Regions from separate parts of the Homo sapiens genome. Here region 2 is linked to region 1. The links are chromatin contacts, found by Hi-C in ENCODE. All regions are on one chromosome and are shown on one strand. Each heading gives the region's core, a stretch centred on a gene start or an enhancer-like site at or near the end of the contact. The rest is flanking DNA. Distances are from core to core; before and after follow the strand shown. Region 1 has its middle 50 kb from the start of ROCR. Region 2 overlaps LINC00673 (long intergenic non-protein coding RNA 673).

Region 1 (3,271 bases), core at 270-2,769:
CGCCTAATGTACTGCCACCTCCTTCACTGTTTTCATCATTTTCCAAAAAGGTATTATTTTCACACTTGTTCATCTGCTTAATGTTAGTTTCTCCAATTATAAGGTCCACAAAAACTATTGTCTCCTACCCCCTTTGTTCAGCACTGACTCCCAATGCACCGACTAATGCCTGGTGTGCACAGGTGCTAAATAGCAACAAAAGGAGCAATAGGAATAATCATCTTTGATTGGATGAATAAATGTAAGCACATACAATGCATAAGTCATTTAACCTCCCTCGACCTCATTCATAAATAAGACTTTGACCCAGGTCTTATCTTTAAGATCCTTTCCAATCTTATAATGCCAGTTATATAACAGCCCGATAGAATCTGAGAGACCCACAGGAATGTTGCTGCTCAACATGCACATTCATATCTCAAGCCAAGAGAAGAAAGGTCCCGTGTATTAGACCTTTTAAAAAAAGTCTATCAGGTCAAGATAACTGATCTAATTTGAGCAAAGAATGGTTTAACTTACACACATTTCCTTGCACTTCACATTAATCCTTTAAGCTGCAGCTAGACCACACGCTTCAAAGGTAAAGCCAGGGAACACGATGATCCCATAGGTGCAGCATTGTTGACCCAGCCACCATTTTGGACTGCTGGGTGAGTTCCATTTGGCTTTGACTTTTCTTATGTGTTTAGAGTGTACATGGAGCTTCCTAAACCGTAGAAGTCATCTCATTGATCCAAGAATCACTAAGACCTTTATCAATAATCTTAGTCCAATCTTTTGTTAAGGCATTGAAACTGATTGAGGTCAGCCATTCACTTCTTTCTGCAGCCATGATTAATCTAGTGCCCACTACGGCCCAGGTCTTGAGCTGAGGAGGTGAGAATTCCACTCTTCTTCTCAAGCTCCAACATGTTTAATACTCCCTCCCTTTTAAACTCTGCTGAGCATAGGATCATCTGGTGTTCCACCACCCTACTCACTTATGCTTTGGCCAAGAGATTCAAATGCCTAGAGAGGCAGTTTGAAATTTCAAAGGTCACAGTTATTTGGCGGAAGTCTCACTCTGCCTCATCGACTGTGGTCCTGTGTTGTCTCTTTTCCCGTTTCCAACTCTATGCCATTTCACTTTATTACAGAAGTATCTTTCCTTTCCCCCACATAGTTGCAGCGTAAGATCCCCCCTTCTCTTCCCTTTCCCCTAATTCCAAAGCACAGATCCAGAACCCCCTCCTAGGCAGGTTAATGCCCCATTTGGTGTTATAGGATCTTTACGAGGCTGAGAAATGGAAGCCAGCAGCCTAGCAGCTCTGCCGGAGAGCAGGAAGCCACAATGCAGGGAAAGAGGCAGAAGGAGTCTGGGAGGCGAAGTCTGCCTTTTTTGATGACTGATGTAAGGGCTTCGTACTTGAACTTTTAGTTTTATAGTTCTATAAAAGGCAGCTGACAAAAGAGAACCCGTTTTGGGAGGGTCCAGCTGGCCGGACTGAGCTGGGTGGGGCGGTCCCAACACATGAAAGCCAGGGCTGATTTTCATCCATGATGTCAGAGAGGCGATGGGATTCCCACTGAGCCAGAGGATAGGAGAGCAGACAGTTCCAGCCCGGGCCCTGCCAATGCCGGCAACAGTTTCAATCCTGGCTTCCTGGCTCTTCTGCAAGATCCTTTTCCTCCTCGGAGACTCTTTGCAGTGTTTGGAAGGGAAGCTCTCTCGCTCAGCCTGCGGGTGTCTGCTGAGGCAGGAGAGCCGCTGGCCTCCCTCCTTGGCTTCCTGGCTCCCCTATACCTCTGCTTGGCTCGGCTCTCTATTTCCTTTCGTTTCAGTGGAGGATGCAGGGAGACTGACAGGGCTGGCTGTGCAGGGGCCCACAGCGTTTTACAGACTTATAGTCCTGAGCTCTTGCATTGCAGCCCCCCACTTCTGGATTTGGTGGGGGACAACCTCTGCTCCCTTCTCTGACTCAGACTCAGACCCTGGACTCCACAACTGGAGAAGCTGCTCAACATACGAAAAGTGGTTGGGGTGGATGGTTGTTTTCAATTAAATCTAATCTGAAGAAACATGGGGGGCTTTTTGGTTGGTGTGTGTGTGTGTGTGTGTGTGTGTGTTTGTTTTTTGTTTTTTTTTTTTTTTTTTTTTTTTTTTTTTGGTCGTTTTTCTTTTTGCTTATTCACATCAAACTATTGCGCTGGCCCAAGCCTGCAGTTTCATGCGGACAAAGCAGGTCTCTCTCCAAGCCCTGGGGGCTGGGGGTGAAGCAACTGCTACTCACTCAGCTCTGACTCAGAGGAGGTTCCTTTTTCCTGGCCAGAAGCAGCGCTGCCCAGTTCCAGGGAGAGGCTGGGAGGAGCAATGGAAGGGAGCCCAGAAGGGCAGTTGCAGAGGGTGCCGAGCGCTGGTTTCCTGATTCACGAAGGTTTCAGAAGCCGAGTGGCTCTGGCCAGCAGGCAGGTCCCACGACGCGCCTAATCTGCATGATCAGCTCCTTCTTTTGGAGACTGACCAGATTTACCCCCATGAGCCCTGGTAGCAAGGCCAGGAGAACAGGGTTAGAGCAAAATCCCAGGGTAACGCTGCTGAATGGCCTAAAGTACTGAGGCCATCCATCATCAAAAAATGATCGTGCTATACTATTTAAATTTGCTTTGGTGTTTTCTTGGTGTTTCTTTGGGCTGTCTAGCAACACATCATTCCTGCACTCATTCCTTCATCAAAACGCCAAATGTTATTTTCTGGACCTACTATGCACGTGCTAGTTACTACTGAACAATGGAGAGGCATTTGGTAAGTGAGCCTGAAATAACTTAGTGCCTTATTGATGAACTAATTCCCAGAAACCAGGGCTTTTTTTTTTTCTTTTTTTTTTAAACAAAGGCCATAAGGTATGTGTTTTCCTCTGTACCAAGTGGGGCTGGGCATTGGGGGTGGCCCTCTGACCCCCATGACCTACCTTTGGTGGTACACATGGTTCCCTCAAGACTGTCCCCTTCTTTCTAATAGGAAGGGTCCAGATTGGAGATAAAGTTCAAGATCTCCCAAGGAGAATGGAAATGGAGCTTCCTCTGCCAGAGCAATGAGGAGAGAGTGTACAACTTTCCACATTCTACTTCCTCCCTTCTCTTCTTTTTGCTTTCCTTTGTTCATTTTTTATTCATTAAATATTCACTGAGTGGCAATTGATAGCCTCCTTACTATGCAGCATTGCTATAAATTAAATATGTAAATCAAATATGTATAGTAAAAAAAGAAATCTAACAAAGCAACCTATAAGCT
Region 2 (3,310 bases), core at 659-3,158, 560 kb after region 1:
AAATCAACACAAAATGGATCCAAAATTTAAGCTTAAGAAAAAAAAGAAATTACCCTCCATTATCTCAACTAGACTTTACATCAACCCTATGACTTGGTAGGTATTTGCCCCATTTTACAGATAAGAAAACTGAGGCACAGAGTGTCCTGTGCATCCCCCAAGATCACAAAGCCAGGTAAGGGCAGAGCCAAGGTTTGAGCCCTGGCAGCTGTGGCTGCAGAGCGATGGGCCCACCGCTCTGTTCTGGGGCCTACCCCCGGCACAGCAGACCTGAACGTCCAGGCCTTTCCAGGGCTAGCACAGAGCCTGCATAGCTGCAGTGACTACAGTAGCTGTTTCCTTTGTCCTCGTCCCCTGCAGTTTCTTTCCAGAGTCCCAAGAAGCCACACAACCCTTCAGGAGGAGATTAGCAGCAGCAGAAAACAGAAATAAGAGAAAGTTAGTTTTCTTTTTCTGGGCTAGAGGTGCCCTGCTGCGCTGGAGAGAAACTGGGAGGAGGGAAAGCTAATGCCAGCCCCAGCCCGGTTTCTGCCCGCTGCCCTTTGCAGCTCTAGGTGGAAGCACAAGCTTGCTAGGCTCGGCACGCTCAGAGCTGCAGGAAGGCGGTCAGCTCTGGCAGCCACACTGCTCCTGTCCCAAAGGGAGGACAGACCTAGAGAAGCGGCCTGATCTGCCTTCTCCACCTCCGAATCCCCCCACCACACCCACACACACACACACACACACACACGCCTTTTGCATTTATCCCGGGGTCCTCCAGAGGGACAAGGAAGGGGCTGATTCAGTGACCCCTGAGCCCCGCCTCTCAGTCCCCAGACTTCAGGCAGCCTGGGAAGCCTCCGACCTACATTCAGATGCCTAGGGGTTCTGGGAGGGGCGCTCAAAGCTCAGAGGCCTGAATTCAGCACCCTGCTCAGGCTCTTTGAGAACCGCTGACTTGAAGTGGGCCTGCTCGCTTTGCTAAACAAATATGGGTAACTCTGGTCTTCCAAAAAGAGCTCACAATTCTGTCCTCCCTGGAAGCTACAATTCAATCATCCTCTTCCAAACGTCCAAATCCCAGCTTCAGTGAGGCTATCTCACACAGCAACCTGCCTGGGAGTGACCTGCATGCAAAACTTCAAGAGTTTGAGGGAAACTTGAGGGAAACTTGCAGAAACCAGCTTGCCAAGGAAAAACGCTCCCAGTGCGTTCAATGAAAAAGCAGGCGACCCAGCTAAATGAGTAAACTGACCCAATCGGGGGGATGAAAGGGAACGTATATCTATGCAATGACAATAAATCGTGGAAAGACATATTAAAATACAAAAGCCATTTCTAGACGCAAAATCATGGATGTGTTTTATTTGCTTCTTTGTGTTTTCTGGTATTTTTACAAAACTGCACTGCAGAATGTTTGGAATCAGATGAAAAGTTCATTTCTGAGAAGCCTCCTTCTTTTCTCTTTTAAATTTTCTTCTTTTGCATTCCATTTTGGCCAGCTCGCTTGAACTCTGCGTTCAAACGCCTTTCTCTCCCAAGCAAAAGCTCCAGGAGGAATCTTCTGGAGCAAAGTTAGAACCGCAGGGAAGCTTGAAAAGAGGAAACAGACCAGCCTGGCCGGTGGAGGTTAAATTAAACTACAGTTCTCTAGCAGGCCTCGGGCTTGGTCAGGAGCTATTGGTAAGACGGCAGAAACGGAGTACAGGCCAATAAACAAATCAAAACAAAAACAAGAAGCAAAGAAAGAAAGAAACATGTTTTAAGAAGAATAAAGTCATTAGGTGGCAAGGGGCCTCTGCAGGACCATCCAGGCCAGGGAGAAAAACACCACCAAGGACCCAAACTTCTTTCACTGGGGAGCTGCAAGCAGGAGGCGCTGGCTCTGAGCAGTGGCTTTGTGCTTCGGGCAGAACCGGCCGCGAGGGCTGCGCCCCACCAGCCGCGCGCCGGGAGGGCGGACGCGCCGGGCACAGCCAGGCGCCGGGGGTGACCGCGGCAGCACCGGCCCGGCGGCTGGAAGCAGACGCGCCGCTCCGCCCGCGCCCGCGCCCGGTGGAGCCACAGCGCCATCAAGTGGCCACTCGGCGAACGGCCGCACGGGGAAGCGGCTCAGGCCCAGGGAAGAGGTCCAGGGTTCCCAGCCGCAACTGTCCCTGGGGAAGGGTCTGGACCTGCCAAGCTGCCACTCCAGGGCCTGAGGCAGGAGCCTGCAGACGGACACCAGCTGTCCAGGCGCACTCCACCACCCAGGGCTGCCCCAGAGGATGTTCGGGAATCCTGTCTCCTCCTTCGGGAGAGAGGTTACTTTTGCAGTCCCAGGCCCATTCTCTTCTCCAGCAACTTGCTCACAGTTTAAAAGGTTTGGTTCTCAGAGAGTGGCGCCAGAGCAAAGGGGGCATCTCGCTGCTCTGGGGCATCCTGCAGGGGATGGCGCAGATCTGGGGTCCATGTCTGTGAGCGGACACCATTGGAACATGTGTCTAGAGAATCTGGGCGGGATCACTGCCCACAGCCCTTCAAGGCCCACAAACCTACAACACATCTCTCCTGGAAACAGCACGTGATCCCATATGCCCCCTGGTCTTTGGGTACAAATTATGGGGTGACTCAAGAAGAGAGCACGTGATATGGTTTGGCTGTTTGTTCCCTCCAAATCTCATACTGAAATGTGATCTCCGGTGTTGGAGGTGGGCCTAGTGGGAGGTGTTCGGATCATGGGGGTGGATTCCTCATGAATGGTTTGGTGCTATCTTCACAGTAACGAGTGAGTTCTCACTAGAACAGTTCATGTGAGCTTGGCATGGTGGCTCACACCTGTAATCCCAGTACTTTGGGAGGCCACGTCAGGTGGATCCCTGGAGGTCAGAAGTTCGAAACCAGCCTGGCCAACATGGTGAAACCCCATCTCTATTAAAAATACAAAAAAATTAGTTGGGCGCGGTGGCACGCACCTGTAGTCCCAGCTACTCGAGAGGCTTGAGGCAGGAGAACTGGTTGAACTTGGGAGATAGAGGTTGCAGTGAGCCAAGACTGTGCCGCTGCACTCTAGCCTGGGTGACAGAGCAAGACTCCATCTCAAAAAAAAAAAAAAAAAAAGAAAGAAAGAAAAGAGTTCATGTGAGATGTGATTGTTTAAAAGGGCCTGGTACCTTCCCCCATCTCTTGCTTTCCCTCTTGCCATGTAACATGCTGGTTCCCGTTTACCTTCTGCCATGATTGGAAGCTTCCTGGGGCCTCACCGGAAGCCAAGCAGATGCCAGGGCCATGCTTCCTGTACAGCCTGCTGAACCCTGAGCCAAATAAACCTCTTTTCATTACAAACTACCTA

The links. Hi-C counts contacts between places; a loop is a spot of excess contacts on that map. Pooled maps may share reads with other maps.
Region 2: a map of MCF 10A shows a loop between it and region 1 (6-fold over the local background). The contact joins two enhancer-like sites. A Hi-C loop is called at or near these places in 4 of 168 maps with a recorded cell type or tissue (MCF 10A, heart left ventricle and mammary epithelial cell) and 5 of 50 pooled maps.

Annotation. Positions count from the first base shown.
Region 1 is chr17:71,973,897-71,977,167 of GRCh38, forward strand. No RefSeq gene overlaps it. Among named protein-coding and RNA genes, the nearest start is that of ROCR, 50 kb to the right of the region's middle. Within about 2 kb of position 1,520, at least 18 of the 41 ENCODE cell types and tissues checked have a DNase peak (open chromatin) inside an H3K27ac peak, as active enhancers do.
Region 2 is chr17:72,538,459-72,541,768 of GRCh38, forward strand. All of the region lies in intron 1 of LINC00673 (long intergenic non-protein coding RNA 673), which reads right to left. Among named protein-coding and RNA genes, the nearest start is that of LINC00673, 53 kb to the right of the region's middle. RefSeq lists a silencer at 1,895-2,144. Within about 2 kb of position 1,909, at least 12 of the 41 ENCODE cell types and tissues checked have a DNase peak (open chromatin) inside an H3K27ac peak, as active enhancers do.